2 separate regions of the Homo sapiens genome follow, and region 1 is linked to region 2. A link is a loop called in an ENCODE intact Hi-C map of the cell type or tissue named here. Cell type or tissue: GM12878. All regions are shown on one strand. Links, peaks and the distances in the headings refer to the core of each region. The heading gives the core; the rest is flanking DNA.

The links. A loop is a pair of places that touch in the nucleus more often than their neighbours do. Peaks named below come from ENCODE experiments on the same cell type or tissue, not always from the same donor. Only the 100,000 strongest peaks of a DNase experiment are listed, where the experiment ranks them.
Region 1: a loop joins it to region 2, with 2.1 times the contacts of the local background. A loop is called at or near these places in 1 of 110 quality-filtered maps.

The regions. Positions count from the first base shown.
Region 1 is chr4:115,270,587-115,278,897 of GRCh38, forward strand. No RefSeq gene overlaps it. Among named protein-coding and RNA genes, the nearest start is that of NDST4, 160 kb to the left of the region's middle. In GM12878, for the core only: no CTCF peak of the experiment used is centred there; no DNase peak of the experiment used is centred there.
Region 2 is chr4:115,951,976-115,960,286 of GRCh38, forward strand. No RefSeq gene overlaps it. Among named protein-coding and RNA genes, the nearest start is that of MIR1973, 340 kb to the right of the region's middle. RefSeq lists an enhancer at 4,219-4,468. In GM12878, for the core only: no CTCF peak of the experiment used is centred there; DNase peaks (open chromatin) are centred at 4,188 and 4,596; H3K4me3 peaks cover 926 bases; H3K27ac peaks cover 2,995 bases.

The DNA of each region.
Region 1 (8,311 bases), core at 1,493-6,492, 680 kb before region 2:
CAAAGGGACAGAGTCAAAGAAATTTGTATGAATGCAAGTCAATATTTGCACCTACCATTTTAAGTGAACTATACCTCTCTCTCTCGTGTGTGTGTGTGGGTGTGTGTGTGTGTGTGTGTGTAAAAGAGAGATGGAGGGGGAGAGAGAGAATACATTTTTCAATGGTGTTGCATTTCTCAGTGGGCTCAATAGAAAGGAACATTATGTATAACTTTGGAGACTACTAATGCTTTATGAAGTGAAAATTCAACTACTCTAATGTTTATTGACTGGAGTTCTCAACATTCTTCCTAAGCAGAGTCTTTGTAAACTTCCACCCTTTATAGGTTTATTATTTAGTAATTGATGATGCAACTTCTGATAGGTCAATTATTTCTCATCCAAGCCCATTAAAACCCTTGCATTTAGAAACATCAGAGCTCTTAGAATTTTATATCATCATGTAAAATAATTTCTCCAAATTTATCAAATTCTTCATCACTTAACACATTCATTTTTTTAGCAGGCTTTTAGAAGAGACATACTATCTGCTCTAAACTAAGTAAATATTAGATTCAGACAAGGTATTAAGAGGCAAACACACTCTCCAGGAATTTGTAGTCTAGTACACAGACAGCATTGGATTTAGGATCAGACACAATGTAATTGCCATCTGTGCTCCAACACTTACTTAGATATGTGACTTAGAGATGTTCTGAAGAAAAATTAGATAATATTTGTAAAATGCTTATTACACTCTAAAGTACAAGATAAATAGTAAATAAATAGGATTTTTAAAATTCAATAATTTTATTCAAATATAGATATGCTACTAATGGAATGACCTTAAAAATTCTTATGTTTCTGATGAATTGTACGACAAATATTCTAACCATTGATTTGTCTGCATATATTTTTTCTTCAACTTAAAATATTACAGAGGACAAATGAGGAATAATATTTCTTACACCACTAATATTGTCCAGGTTGAATAATTTTGAATTTGTAAACATACTTGTTTACATATATTTGGCTTTGTAAAAAGACATGTCTTTACAAGTTAAAAGATTATACTAAAAAGAGAAGGTTGTTACATATTTAAGGTTAACTTTCTTAAGTAAACTTAAAACCAAAAAAAAATGAAAAGAAATCAACAAATTTTCATAAAGTAATTCCATGCATGTAACGAGTACATAGATCAAGGAGAGCAATATTAGCACTCCAGAGTTCCCTCTGCATCCCTTTAAGTCACTCTCTGACAAAATTAACCACTGTCCTGATTTTTTGCATGATAGAATAATTCCACTCTGTTGGAACTAGTATAAATGGAATCATGCAGTATATTATCTTTTAACTCTGGGTTCTTTCACTTGACATTATGATTTTAGATTCAGTGATGTTGAACCTAGCAGTAGTTTGTCCATTCTCATGATTGTGCAGTATTTCATTACAAGGATATAGCACAATTTGTTTATCCATTCTAATGTTGATGAACATTTGGTTTCTGGATTTTGATTCTTGTATATTATGCTGCTAAGAACATTTTTGTACCTGTTTTTGCGGGAAGTGTGGCTGCATACCTGTTTAGAGCAAGATGTACTCTTTTGTGTTTGGCTTTTTTGTCTCAATATTATGCTTGTGAGATCCACCCATGCTGCTATTAATAGACATAGTTCATTTGTTCCCTTTACCCTACAATGTTGGAGCCCTGTGTCTTGATATGTGTGTTTCCTTGCTGGTTTTCCTGTTGCTGGTTGCACAATTTTTCTGACTTAGGATGAATTTGCTTAGAATGATGTTTGCCCCAGAGAACAACTGTTAGTAGCATACTCATTCTCTGCCTTTTTACTCTCATCTTGAAACGGCACTTTAGTCAGTTTAACACTTGGCAATCAATGCTTAGTGGCTCAGTACAATGAACTATGACTGTTACCATTTGAAAAGCTGAAGAAATACTCACTCTATACAAAGAGTTAAAACTATTTCAGTATTTTCTAATTTAGTAGCCACTGACTTTATTGTTATTTTACTTTATTTTATTTTCTCCTGAAAATAATTTATATTTAAACAAAGTCGATGCTTAATATACTAAAACCTTTACTTTTCCTTACTTTTGTACCTCACAGCATATATTACTTTCTCATGTGTTTCTAAAAATGTGAAAAGTATAGGGTAGGAAGAAACTTGCTTAGATTTGTTCAAAATGAAAGTTTATGTAAAACTGGAAAAAATGACTCAGCTACATTTGTCCTGTCAGGTGGCTCCAGGATTCTCGCCAGTAAATTGCATGCTGGATAGTTCTTCAGATATTGTTGGTTTTATCTCTATTTTAAATAATCAACCATGCCACTTATACTTTATCCCACCTTGGTATTTACTTACTGATACTATGTAAAGTTCCATCTCTTCTTCATTGCCTAAAGACACTTTTATTACTAAGAAAAATTTTACTACTGAAGTACTATGTCTATTTTGCATCCATTTATTTCTTTGCATTGTAAAACTAGATATGCACCTTTTGTTGTAAAGAGGTACACGAAAATATTGGCTTCCATTTAAATTCGTTTGACTCTCTCTGTCTCTCTCTCTGTCACACACACACACACACACACACACATACAGAGAGAGAGAGAGAAAGAGAGTGAAAGGGACAGAGTCAAAGAAATTTGTATTAATGGAAGTCAATATTTGCATGTACCATTTTGCTTTTCTGGCTTTCTTGCATTTGCATGGCTTTTCTGCTATTAATACATAGTTTTAACATTCCTTAGAGATCTTTAGTAAAGATCTATTTGTAAAGAGCTAAAAGCGAGGCTTTAGTAGATAGTTTTTGTAGCACGAGATTCTCAAAAATACATACAAAGGCAACTTATGTTACCCAATGATATTTTAGAGTAGGTTTAAAACAAACAACAGGTTGTTATCTATTTTTTATTTTTCTCAAATTATTATGTTTTAAGAAAAGAACTGTTGGAGAGGTGAGCTGGAATATTTTAATCCTGGAAGATAAAATAACGAGAAGGACATCTGAGAATAATAAATTAATATTTAACTATTCTTTAGGATATTACATGAACTATCAAAGAAAAGCTGCACCAGCCAGAGTTAAACAGCCAAAGAAGACTTTATTAGAGACTATTGTAATGTGAATAAAGACTGCGAGAGAGTTTAATTTAATTCTGCTGAAATGAAAGATGGGAAGATATTTAAAGGATGGTTGAGCTAATGGAAAAGTACAGGAGGACATCAGGGATACCAATGGTCAATATGAATAGGCCATCTGTGTTTGCTAATCGGGGCTTATCAAAGGTGGTTCTTACGCTCCCATAAAGACTGAGAGATAAAAGCCCTATCTTTCAAATAAGTAGAGGACGAATTTACAATTACAAGTTTTCCAAAGTAAATCTCTAAGGAAGATCAGGGGATTATAATGAGGAAGAAACCTGTGTAAACTTTATTCAAGCTGAGAGGAACATTAAGGACCTCTTGGTCAATACAAAGTATTTTTTACATACATAATCATTTACAGGAGTATCTTTCTCTTTTTAATTCAGTAACTTATTTCTTGAAAACCAACCAACCAACCAACCAACCTTGTACTTACTTTTGGTATGAATATGAGAATTGATCTTTACTATGTATCTTTTTTAGGCAGAGTTATAAAAACAAATAAATATTTATTATGATACACATGGTAATAATATCCAAAGACATAGTTCCATAGTTTTAATATAAAAATAAAATTAATAAGTGTAACTTTTTTCAAGAATCCAGTATTCAACCTTAATACCAACTGCTTGCTATAGTTTATATTTTTGAGATAAGTCCAGTTATCTGGTTTTCTATAAATCAGACCTGATAAGTTTAATTTTTTCTGACTATAAATGAGTCCCACAAGCAATGACTTCCAATGGACCATAGACAATTTGAAGTTGCTATTAATGTAAGTCAGTGTTCCTGTAAAATAACAATAATAAAAATATTTTAGCTTTTTTGTCTTATGTGCAACAAATATATTTATTCACTATTAAAACAATGGAATTTTATAATCAGAGAAGAAAGCATGAAAAAAATCTTTAAATTACCTTTTGCATGTTAATTGCCCACTCTTTAAAAGTCTGTTGACACTTAGTGGTTTTGCACAGTGTTATATAAATTACCACTTCCTGTTTTGCTCTTACTTATAGATTTCCTGTCTCCTACATTTACTGTCCTACATAAATACTTTCCCCATATGTCTGTCAAACTGCTACTTTTAAAATTCACATTGTTACATAAAATAAATGATGTGAAGCACAAATTTCACTAAAATTTATTTTTCATATAATGACTATACTTTCTATTACAAATAAATGTAAAAGAAGTAAAGCAGTTTTAAAATCACTTTTCTAGAAGTATATTATTTCAAATATAAAATAATTTGTTTTCCTCATTAATAAGTCAAAATAAAACCACAGACTACTGATTTTTAAATCACTTTGCATATGTGATAGCTGTTACTATACTTCTCATTATACAGTGTTTCAAACAATTTCTTTCTAAAATTTAATCAAAAATGAATATATTTTGAAAATGAATGCATAAATATATATGGAACTCCTTTGGCTTTCACATGACTTTAATATAAGAGCTGGTTGTAGCTTTTGAACAAAACAAACAAAAAATAAGAATAAGCTTCTTTGTGGAATTACTCTAAGGGTTTTGTTTTTGTCACTATAAATAACCTGCTGGTTTCCATACATACATTTTGTATAAACTTGATATTATAAACACAATGAATCACAGATTTTAAAACAATTATCCATTATTTACCTTGTATTATTTTGTTCTAACTTAGATTCTGATCTATCTCACTAAACCACAGAGTAATCTATGAACCAGAGTGAATGAGAGAAGGCTCAAATTGCTTTTTTAAGTGCATTAGACTCTGACAAATGAGTAGGTTCAATTTTAAGATCCATTCTATATGTTCTGTGGAATCTGTAAGAGAAAGAAATGAGAAATAGGATATTAAAATGTCATCAAAGGAGGAATAACTTCAGAAAATCTAATAAAAAATGTTGGGGCAAGTGGTAGCATAAATGAGACTATAATTTCTTGTCATATTTATTACCATAATATTTTCTATTTTTCTGCTCTCTGCTTTCCAAGAACCTGCAGAGATTGGCCAATTGTTGGACAATAGCTGTGTTCTCTTCCTCTTTGGCACTCTGCTAGACTTTTCTCAAGCTGTCACTTGGAGACATGTGACAGAGCTGTGGCCAAAGCAATGTCAGTTTAAGTGATAGACACCACTTCCAAGCCTGATTGCCTGTAAAATTTCTGGCATAATGTGCCAAATTATCTTGCCTTCCTCGCTTGCTGGCAAGATGCAGAGGATCTAGTGAATGATTCCAATTTTCTAAGGAAGACGTATAAAAAAGAGAAGGCTTGATCTTTGAATGACACTATGAAGTAGAGTTTCCCAAAGATCAACTGTCATTGAACTCCACTGCAAATAACAAATAAACTCTGAGAAGTTGGAAAGTTGTTAAAATAGTAATTACTGTGATAATACTTAGCATGAATAACATGGATATATATTGGTTGTTAGTTGTCTGTAGTCGCCTTTTCATGGTATTGAAATATGTTGAACATCACAATAGGACAAAGTTTTCCATTTGTAAAAAGTATTACTTAAATGTTTCACCTACTCAGTGCACCAGAATCTTGACTAAAATGTGCTCAAAAAGAGATATTTGAACCATACTGGCCTCCAGTGAAACTTGGAGCATATTGTAAAAATTCTTAATCTTGGGATGTAATAAAAGATATAATAGAAATACCTATTTGAATAACAGAATTGAGATTATCACATGACATTACATGTATGTGTATATATGCATATACACATTTATATTATATAATTTAATGTATAGAAGTATGCATATTTTATTTAACACATACTAAGTTTATTATATAATTATAGCAAAGTATGTAAATTATATGTTATACACCTAATATGTAATTAGTTAAAGAAAAAAATCACCATTAAAAACTTGATATGAATGTTAAATATTTCATTTGGCATGGATTTAGAGCTATCCCTTTGCCAGTGTTGCAAAAACAAAGGTCTTTGTTCTCTCTCTCAGTTTTTCTTACTATATTGTTCAGTTATAAGAAGGTTCTCTTTTGTTATACTCATATTTTCGTCCGATGTGTGCTGAGATGTTGTCTTCTTATAAAAGACCTTCAAAATTTGGCGAAGTTGTTGAGTATGTATTTTAAGCACATTCCTTTTTTTTGAGTATTAAATTTTTCAATATTATATTTAAAAAATAAAATAGAATATCACTTTCCTGATAAGAACTATGACGTGTCAAAGAGATTTTATTTTGGTAGAAAATAAAAGACTCACGCCTGTAATCCCAGCACTTTGGGAGGCCGAGGCGGGCGGATCACGAGGTCAGGAGATCGAGACCATCCCGGCTAAAACGGTGAAACCCCGTCTCTACTAAAAATACAAAAAATTAGCCGGGCGTAGTGGCGGGCGCCTGTAGTCCCAGCTACTTGGGAGGCTGAGGCAGGAGAATGGCGTGAACCCGGGAGGCGGAGCTTGCAGTGAGCCGAGATCCCGCCACTGCACTCCAGCCTGGGCGACAGAGCGAGACTCCGTCTCAAAAAAAAAAAAAAAAAAAAAAAAAAGAAAATAAAAGACTACTGGATCAGAAATCAGAAACAAAGGAGTTTATTGCTCACACCAATAACATTGGCCAGACATAGATTGGCAGAATGAAAAAATTTACAAGACCCAAACACCTCCTAGCTTCAGGACACTCATTTTAGATTTAAGGATATGTATACGTTGAAAGTGAAGGGGTGGAAAAAAAATTTTCCATGCAACTCATAACCAAACATTGTAGGGTTGGCTATTCAGTACTTATATCAGACAAAATAAACTTTAAGTAAAAAAATTATCACGAGACAAACCAGTACATTATATAAGGATAAAATTGTCAATTCACTGGAAAGATGTAACAATTGTAGATGTATATGCACTCAACATCAGAGCACCTACAAAGCAAACATGCACAGAATTGAAAGGGGGAACAAACAGCATGCAGTTACTGACTTCTATTGTAGTACACTGTGGTAGCAGACTTATCCCACTTTCAATACTGGAAAGAACATCAAGACAGAAGATCAATAAAGAAACAGAGAAGTTGAATAAAACTATAGACCAATGGACCTAATAGACCTATATACAGAAGATTTCATCCAAATAGCAGTAAAATACACATTCTTCTCAAATTCATGAATATTTCATGAGGATAGGTCACATTTTAGTTCACAAAAATGTCACAAAAAATTTAAGAAGACTGAAACTACACTACATATATTTTCTGACCATAATAAAATAAAAATAGAAATGACTAACATAAGAAACACAGGAAAATTTACAAATAAGTAGATATCGAACAACACACTCTTGGACAACCATGAATCAAAAAAGACATCAAAAGAAAAGTTGAAAAAAAAAAACTCAAGACAAATAAAAATAAAAAACACAATATTCTGGAACCTAAGGGATGCAGCAAAAGCCACAGTAAAGAGAAAGTCTCAAATAAACAACCTAACTTTATACCTCATAAAATAGAGAAAGAACAAATAAACTGTAATTAGCAGTAGAAATAAAATAACAAAGTTTAGAGCAAAAATAAACCAAGTAGAAAATAAAAAAATAAATGAATCTCAGAGTAGGTTTTTTGGAAAAGATAAAATAATTGACAAAACCTTAGCCAGCTTTACTAAGGAAAAAGGACAGAAGGCAGAAATATCAGATATGAAAGAAGAGATATTGTAACTGATACCAGTAATAAGAAAAATCATCAAAAGGTTATAATTGTTCATAATTTTAATATATATTACATATAATATGAACAATATGATGTATATTAGACATATTATTATTAACAATTATATGCTAACAAATTGGATAACCTAGAAGGTTGGATAAACTCCTGGAAACATACAACCTGCCAAAACCAAATCATGAAGAAATAGAAAACTTGAACAGATCAATAATGAATACAGAGACTGAATCAAGAATCCAACATTTTCCAACAATGAAAAGCCCAGGAGCAGATGGCCTCACTGGAGAATTTGATTAAACCTTTAAAGAATTAACACCAATCCTTCTTAACACTCCTAAAAAATTATAAAAAGGGCACATTTCCAAACTAATTTTATAGGTCAGCATTACACTATACCAAAGATAGAAAAACACTCTAGAACAGTTAAAAAAAAATATATAAAAAAAAACCTAGAGGCCAACATTCTTGATTAACATAAA
Region 2 (8,311 bases), core at 2,203-7,202:
GAAGTTTGCTAAAAGTTAACAGTGTAACATGTATTATGGTAACTTCTAATCTTGTGGCCTTAGACAGTCTAGTCCAAAGACATAAAAAAAGTTCACTTTAAAAAAGGAGAAAAAGGGGGGAGGCAGAATTTATATAAAAAGAATCTTATATGGTAAATTCTTGTCCTGAAATAAATTAACTGGTTGTTTTAAGAAAAAATGTAGTAAGTCAAAAAGTTGAGACATGTTGAAAAATTGTTTGCAAAAGTCGTGAAAGAAAAAAATATTATAAAAAATTTTATGCAAAAAATGTTGTATAATTTAAAAATAATAAGGCCTCCTGAGTACTATTGAAGAAACAGTTTATGTGCAAGGTGTATAAAAAAAGTAAAATATACCTTTGGTAAAAAGATTATAAGGAAACATAAGAATGTGGATTTTTACTTACATTAAAAGGTTAAAAGAATTATTGTTTTAAAAGTTTAAGCAAGTTTTAAAACATTAATTGTAAAGAAAATTCCATGTGTAAACATATTAGCTAAAGTTAAAAAGGTATCATCCAGTTTTTCTGTGAACTGGACATTAAAGTAAAAATGCAACAGATTTTTCTTAAAGCATCAACCTGCTCTTTAACAAAAAGTATAAAAGGTTAAAAAGAGTCTATAAAATCTTAACTTATAGTCAAACATGAAAAATTCAATAAATATGTCTACAAGGTTTTATTAAAATTAAGTTTAACATTAATAACACACTAATATAAAGGTAAAATTTAGTTTATCTGGTATAAAAATCATACAAGCAATATTATTAAATATAAAATGGTGTTTAGCTTTCTTTGATCTAAAAACTAATAAAAATAGGTGCTAAAGGAAACATTCATTTTACTGAGGATCATAAAGGTTAAAGACTTAAAACAAACTTTGGCAATTAAGACAGCATACCAAGATGCAAATGCCTGGTTGAAATGGATTAAATATTCCATCTGCACGTTAAACAAAAGCAATTGTTATGCTTGTGCACATGGCAGGCCAGGGGCCCTGATTGTCTCCCTTCTACTAAGGTGGTCCTCCAGTCGACCAGGCATGGGCTGCATGGTAGCTCTTTTCCAGGATTCTACAGCCTGGAGTAGTAAGTCATGCCAAGCTCTCTCTGCTATATCCTGAAGTCCCTGCAGGTCAGTCCCCGAGGGCTATCCAGCTTCTGTCTCTCAACACTAAGTTCACTTTGTGTCTCTCACGTCAGGGAGGAGACTTAGCACTCCTTGGAGACCTGAAAGTATGCAGTAAGCTTAAGAATTTTCAAGAGCTTATCAATCAGTCAGCCCTTGCTCATCCCCGAGCAGATGTGTGGTGGTATTGTGGTGGACCTTTACTGGGCACTCTGCTGAATAACTGGAGTGGCACTTGTGCTGTAGTCCATTTGGCTATCCCTTTCACCCTGGCATTTCATCAACCAGGAAAAAAAAAATGGCAGTTGGAGTTTTAACCCAGACTGTAGGGCCCTGGCCAAGGCCAGTGGCCTATCTCTCAAAACAACTAGACAGGGTTTCCAAAGGCTGGCCCCCATGTCCAAGGGCCCTGGCAGCAATGGCCCTGTTAGCACAAGAAGCAGATAAGCTAACTCTTAGGCAAAACCTAAACATAAAGTCCCCCCATGCTGTGGTGACTTTAATAAATACCAAAGGACATCATTAGCTAATAAATGCTAGACTAACTAGATACCAAAGCTTGCTCTGTGAAAATCCCCGCGTAACCTTTGAAGTTTGCAACACCCTAACCCCGCCACCTCACTCCTGGTATCAGAGAGCCCAGTTAAACATAACTGTTTAGAGGTGTTGGACTCAGTTTATTCTAGTAGGCCCAACCTCTGAGACCACCCTTAGATGGTAGACTGGGAGCTGTATGTGGATGGCAGCAGCTTCGCCAACCCCTGCAAAGTGATCTGAAGAAGATGGCAAACACTGCTCCGGTCACACCCAGAAGCTGACTGGTCCACGCATGGCTGAAGCATGAGGAAACTCATCGCGGGACTCATTTTCCTTAAAATTTGGACTTGTTCAGTAAGGACTTCAACTGACCTTCCTCAGACTGAGGGCTATTCCCAGTATATACATCAAGTCACTGAGGTAGGACAAAAGATTGCTACAGTCCTATTATTTTATAGTTATTATGAATGCCTAGGAACTCCAAAAGGAAACTGTTTGTATAATAACACTCAGTACAAAGTATGTAATCCAGGAAGTGACCAGCCCAATGTGTGCTATGACCCCTCTGAACCTCCCATGATCACAGTCGTTGAAGTAAGACTAAGGACTGGTCCTTTTCTAGGTGACACAAGTAAAGTAATAGCTGGAAGAGAAAAAAGAGGGGTCCCCAAACATGTAACCTTAAAATTTGATGCTTGTGCTGCTATTCATAGTAATCAGCAAGGAATAGAGTGCAGTTCTCTAGATTGGAAAAAAGTTACACAGTAAAAAATAAGTATACCTGTCAAGAATCATATTTATGTGAGATGTGTCAATACTGGTCTTGTGTTATTTGGACTACTCAGAAAAAAGATAAAAAAAGATCCTCTTTGGCTCCGGAAAGGAAAAGACAGCCCCTCCTGTATGAGTGGGAGCTGCAACCCTTTACAATTGGTAATCACAAACCCCTCAGACCCAAAATGAAATAAAGAAAAATACGTATCATTGGGCATTGATGGAAAAGGACTAAATCTTAGCGTAAACATCTTAATAAAAGGGGAGGTTCAAAGATGCTCTCCAGAACCAGCATTTCAGACTTTCTATGATAAACTATATGTGCCAGTACCAGAGACTCCAGGAAAAAACAGAAATTTGTTTTTGCAATTAGCCGAGCATGTAGCCCAGTCTCTAACTGTCACTTCATGTTATGTTTGTGGAAAAACTGTAATAAGAGATCAATGGCCATAAGAAGCCTGAGAATTAGTGCCTACAGACCCAGTTCCTGATGAATTCCCGGCCCAAAAGAATCACCCTGATCATCTTAGTTTCTAAAAGTCTCAATTATTGAACAATATTGCATAGCTAAAAAAAGAAAAGAATTCACTCGTTCTGTAGGATGACTTAGTTGTCTGGGGCAAAAACTATATAATGGTACTGCAAAAAAACAATTACATGGTGGAGTTCCAATTACACAGAAAGAGATCCATTCAGTAAATTTCCAACATTGCAGACTGTCTGGGCCCACCCAGAATTCCACTGGGACTGGACTGCCCCCACCGGGTTATACTGGATATGTAGACATAGAGCCTACACAAAGCTGCCTGACCAGTGGACATTTAGTTGTGTTGTTGGCACTATTAAGCCATCTTTCTTCCTACTGCCCATAAAAACAGGCAAACTCCTGGGTTTCCCTGTCTATGCTTCCCGTGGAAAACGAAGCATAGCCATAGCTAATTGGAAAAATGATGAATGACCCCCTAAAAAAATTATACGTTACTATAGGCCTGCCACTTAGACACAAGACGGATCATGGGGATACTGGACCCCCATTTACATGCTCAACCGAATGATACGGTTGCAAGCTCTTTTAAAAATCATCACTAATAAAACCAGTCAAGCCTTGACTATTCTGGCCTGGCAAAAAAAAAAAAAAACTCAGATAAGAAATGCTATCTATCAAAATAGATTGGCTCTCCACTACTTACTAGCAGCTAAAAGAAAAGTCTATAAGAAATTTAACCTTACTAATTATTGTCTACACATGGATAATCAAAGGCAAGTAGTTAAAGACATAGTTAAAAATATGACAAAACTGGCACATGTGCCAGTACAAGTGTAGCATGGATTCAACCCTGAAGCCATGTTAGAAGATGGTTTCCAGCACTAGGAAGATTTAAAATTCTTATAATAAAAGTTATAATAGTAATAAAAACCTGCTTACTGCTCCCTTGTTTGCTACCTGTACTTCTTCAAATGATAAAAGGCTTCATCACTACCTTAGTTCACCAAAATGCTTCAGTGCAAGTGTACTATATAAATCACTATCAATCTATTGCACAAAAAGATATAAGTAGCAAAAATAAAAGTGAGAACTCTCTCTAATAAAAAGTGAGAGTCTCAAAGGGGGAAAATGAGGGAAGAGAAAGACTCTCTCATATTGTTTTATATTGTTTTATGCTCAGTACCTGTTTTAAGAAAAAAATAAGGAAGTGAAATCAAAGACAAGCAGCCCGGTTCCAGGCCCAAAACCAGGCCTGGGCCTGCCTGGCCTAAACCTAGTAGTTAAAAATCAACTCATGACTTAGAACCCCATGTTACCCATAGATTTCAGGCATTGTATGGAAGAACATTGGGAAACTCCCTGCTCTGTTCTGTTTCACTCTGACTACCAGTGCATGAAACCCCTGTCACGTATCCCCTAGATTGCTCAGTCACAACCCTTTCATGTAAAATCTTTAGTGTTGTGAGCCCTTAAAAGGGACAGAAATTGTGCACTCGGGGAGCTCGGATTTTAAGGCAGTAGCTTGCTGATGCTCCCAGCTGAATAAAGCCCTTCCTTCTACAACTCGGTGTCTGAGAGGTTTTGTCTGGGGCTTGTCCTGCTACAATGTCACCTTTGCCATTACTGATTGTGCTTAGTTGCATCTTCTCTCGTTTGATAATCTAGCTGGCAGTCTGTTGATCTTGTTTATCCTTTCAAAGTGCCAACTTTTGGTTTCATTAATCTTTGGTATGAATATATGTGTCTCAATTTTGTTCAACTCTGCTCTGAATATAGTTATTTCTTTCCTTCTGCTAACTTTGGTATTAGTTTGTTTTTGTTTTTCTAGTTCCTCTAGGTTTCAGGTTAGATCATTGATTTGGTATATTTCTATCTTTTTGATGTAGGCATTTAGTGCTATAAACTTTGCTCCTAACACTGCTTTTGCTACATCCTTGAGATTTTGATATATTGTATCTGTGTTTTTATTTATTTATTTATTTTAATTTCTGCCCTACTCTCTTTGTTTACCCAAAAGTTATTCAGGAGCAATTTGTTTAATTTCCATTTATTGATGTGGTTTGAGGGTTCTTCTTGGTACTAATTTCTATTTTTATTCCACTGAAGTCTGAGAGTATGGTTGGTATCATTTCAGTGTTTTTGAATTTATTGAGACTTGCTTTATGGGCAAGCATGTGGTAGATAACAGAGTATGTTCTATGTGCAGATGAGAAGAATGTATATTCTGTGGTTGATGGGCACAGTATTCTGTAGCTGCATATTAAGTCCAATTGGTCAAGTGTTCAGTTTAAGTCTAGAATTTGTTAGTTTTCTGCCCTGATGATCTGTCTAATGTTGTAAGTGGGTTGTTGAAGACCTGCATTATTATTATGCAGCTATCTATTTCATTTCTTAGGTCTAGTTGTGCTTATTTTATGAATGATGGTGCTCCGTTGTTGGATGCATATATATTTAAGATAGTTAAGTCTTCCTATTGAATTGAACTCTTTATCATTATGTAATGACCCTCTTTGTCTCTGGTTACTGCTGTTGGTTTAAAGTATGTTTCATCTGATATCAGAATAGTGACTCTGGCCCTTTATTGCTTTCTGTTTGCATAATAGATATTTCTCCAACCTTTTATTTGAGCCTATGGGTGTCATTGCATGTAAGATGGAGCTCTTGGAGATAAGGACAGCTGGGTCCTGTTGTTTATCCAACTTGCGACTCAGTGCCTTTTAACTGGGGGCATTTCAATCATTACCATTCAAGGTTAACATTGATATTTGAGGTTTTGATCCTATTGTGAAATTGTTAACTTGTTACTTTGTCATCTCTATTGTTTGTCTGCCTTACAAGGTGTGTGGGCTATGTATTTAAGGGTATTTTTCTGGGAGCAAGTATTATTCTTTTTTCCTCATGTTTACAATTCCCTTGAGGGTCTCTTGTAAGGCTAGTATAGTGGCAAAAAGTTCCCTAGTGCTTGCTTCTATGGAAAATCTGTTATTTCTCCTTTGCTTATGAAGCTTAGTTTGGTGGCATATAGAATATTTTTGGAATTTCTTTTAAGGATGCTAAAAATAGGCCCCTAATCTCTTCTTGCTTCAGGTTTTTTAAAAAACCTGAAGTCACATACAGTATTCTGTAGTTTGTAGAATTTTCTTTCTTAACAAGTATAAGTTTATGTACTTACATACCCATTTTTGAAGACATGTATTTAACAAACATTTTAAATGCATTTAAAAACAATGTATGTAACAAAATACATACCAATTAAATTTTAAATAGAAATTCTGAAATGGAGGTGAGAAATTCAATTCTATTTTTTCAAAAATAATTTATGCTTATACAAATCATTTAAAATATATTGTGTATATACTGAATTCAGTCAGCTACACAAATTATTGGTTAAACCTGATGTATGTTGTTCTTTTGTTAATAAGTCATTTTCTAATGAATATTCTATACCCAAGTTTCAAATGAAATCCCACTCTCCTACTCTACTGTTTGTTTTTTAATATTATAAATATTTGAAGAAATATGTTCATATTCTTGTGATGAAGTCAGAAGAATTTTTTTACTGAAACCTGGGTTATTCAAAAAATAATTTATTTCTATACTATATCATTTTATACTTAGTGAATTTATTTAGGAAACATATACATTGTATCATATTTTTAATAGTTGAACTTCAGTAAGGAGCTATTTTTTTCACTATAGAATATTTTTTTAAAAATCTGAAGTATGCTGTTTGCGATATCTTGTCTATGTCAATACTCTAGGAATCACTTTACATAGTTTAGTATAAATTAGTTAAGCTAACTTCCCTTCACTTTTTTTTTTTTTTGTTTTTACACCTTTTGTGACGAAATTAAAAACGTTCCTTCAAAAGAGTTCCTTTTTCTTATATAGCAAAGATAGAAATCCTTGTCCTTCCTGGTGCAAAAGGAAAGGGGAGAGTAGATAAATGTATATTACATTTATGTGAGGGAAAAATAGATGCTTTATGGGAGACACAAAATAAAGCAAGTGATTTCTGTCTTTGTAGATTATAAATCAAACTGTAACTAATGATTGAAAAACATGTTGTCATTAAAAATTTCATAAATGTTTTCTGAAACTACTGTTTTTCTCTGTCATACAGTCTATGCCAAACATCACGATTGCCAATGCTTTTTTTCAAATAGATGGGTGTTTCCTGTTTACTTTCCACTTAACTGATCTATGAAGGCTTATACTGGAAGTATTCAGTTTATTCACCTACGAAATTAATTTTGCTGCTGCAAATAAATTTGCTTAGTTTAAAATCATCATGGGATATATCAAGATTAACTTTATTGCCTAAGATTTGAAAAAATATAATCATATCTTTTTTTATTTTTTATTTTTTATTTTTATTTTTTTTTTTGAGATGGAGTCTCGCTATTTCACCCAGGCTGCAGTGCAGTGGTGCGATCTCGGCTCACCGCAACCTTCACCTCCTGAGTTCAAGCAATTCTCCTGCCTCAGCCTCCTAAGTAGCTAGGATTACAGGCACGCGCCACCACGCCTAGCTAATTTTTTTGTATTTTTAATAGAGATGGAGTTTCACAATGTTGGCCAGGCTGGTCTTGAACACCTGACCTCGTGATCCACCCACCTCAGTCTCCCAAAATAATGGGATTACAGGCTTGAGCTACCACATGTGGTCAATTATATCTTAATAAAACAACAGACTGATCATCTTAACATTGTAAAAAAAGACACATTTATTGATTTACTTTACATTTTACAGACTAAACAAAATTTTGTGTAAATATGTTCTTTATTTTAAAATCACTACTGCCAAAATATTAAAATATGAAGGCTCATAAAAAGATCATGACTTTAATATTTCAGCATATATAAATGAATTGATTGTATCAATTTTATATAAAAATGTTTATTACCAAAACAAGTATGGTAAATCATACTTGTTTTATACTTTATTATATTACATCATTCAATATTCTTCAATCACACTATAATAATTCAGAATTTAGTTGTGTACATTTTAAAAGTTTTACTTTTTTAAAATGTGGCTATACTTTTAAGTTTTAAAGCAGGCTATTTGAAAGTGAAAGACAACTTGAATATTATTTATTCTCCCTGTAGAAAAGAAAGTCATAATTAGCCAGGCATGGTGGCACCTGCCTGTAATCCCAGCTACTCGGGAGGGTGAGGCAGGAGAATTGCTTGAACCTGGGAAGTGGAGGTTGTGGTGAGCCGAAATCACACCACTGCACTCCAGCCTGGGCAACAAGAGCAAAACTCTGTCTCAAAAAAAAAAAGAAAAGAAAAGAAAAGAAAGTCATGATCCTGTCATTTGGTTGTATTACCTAAATGTTTTCAAAACATAATAACCTCTA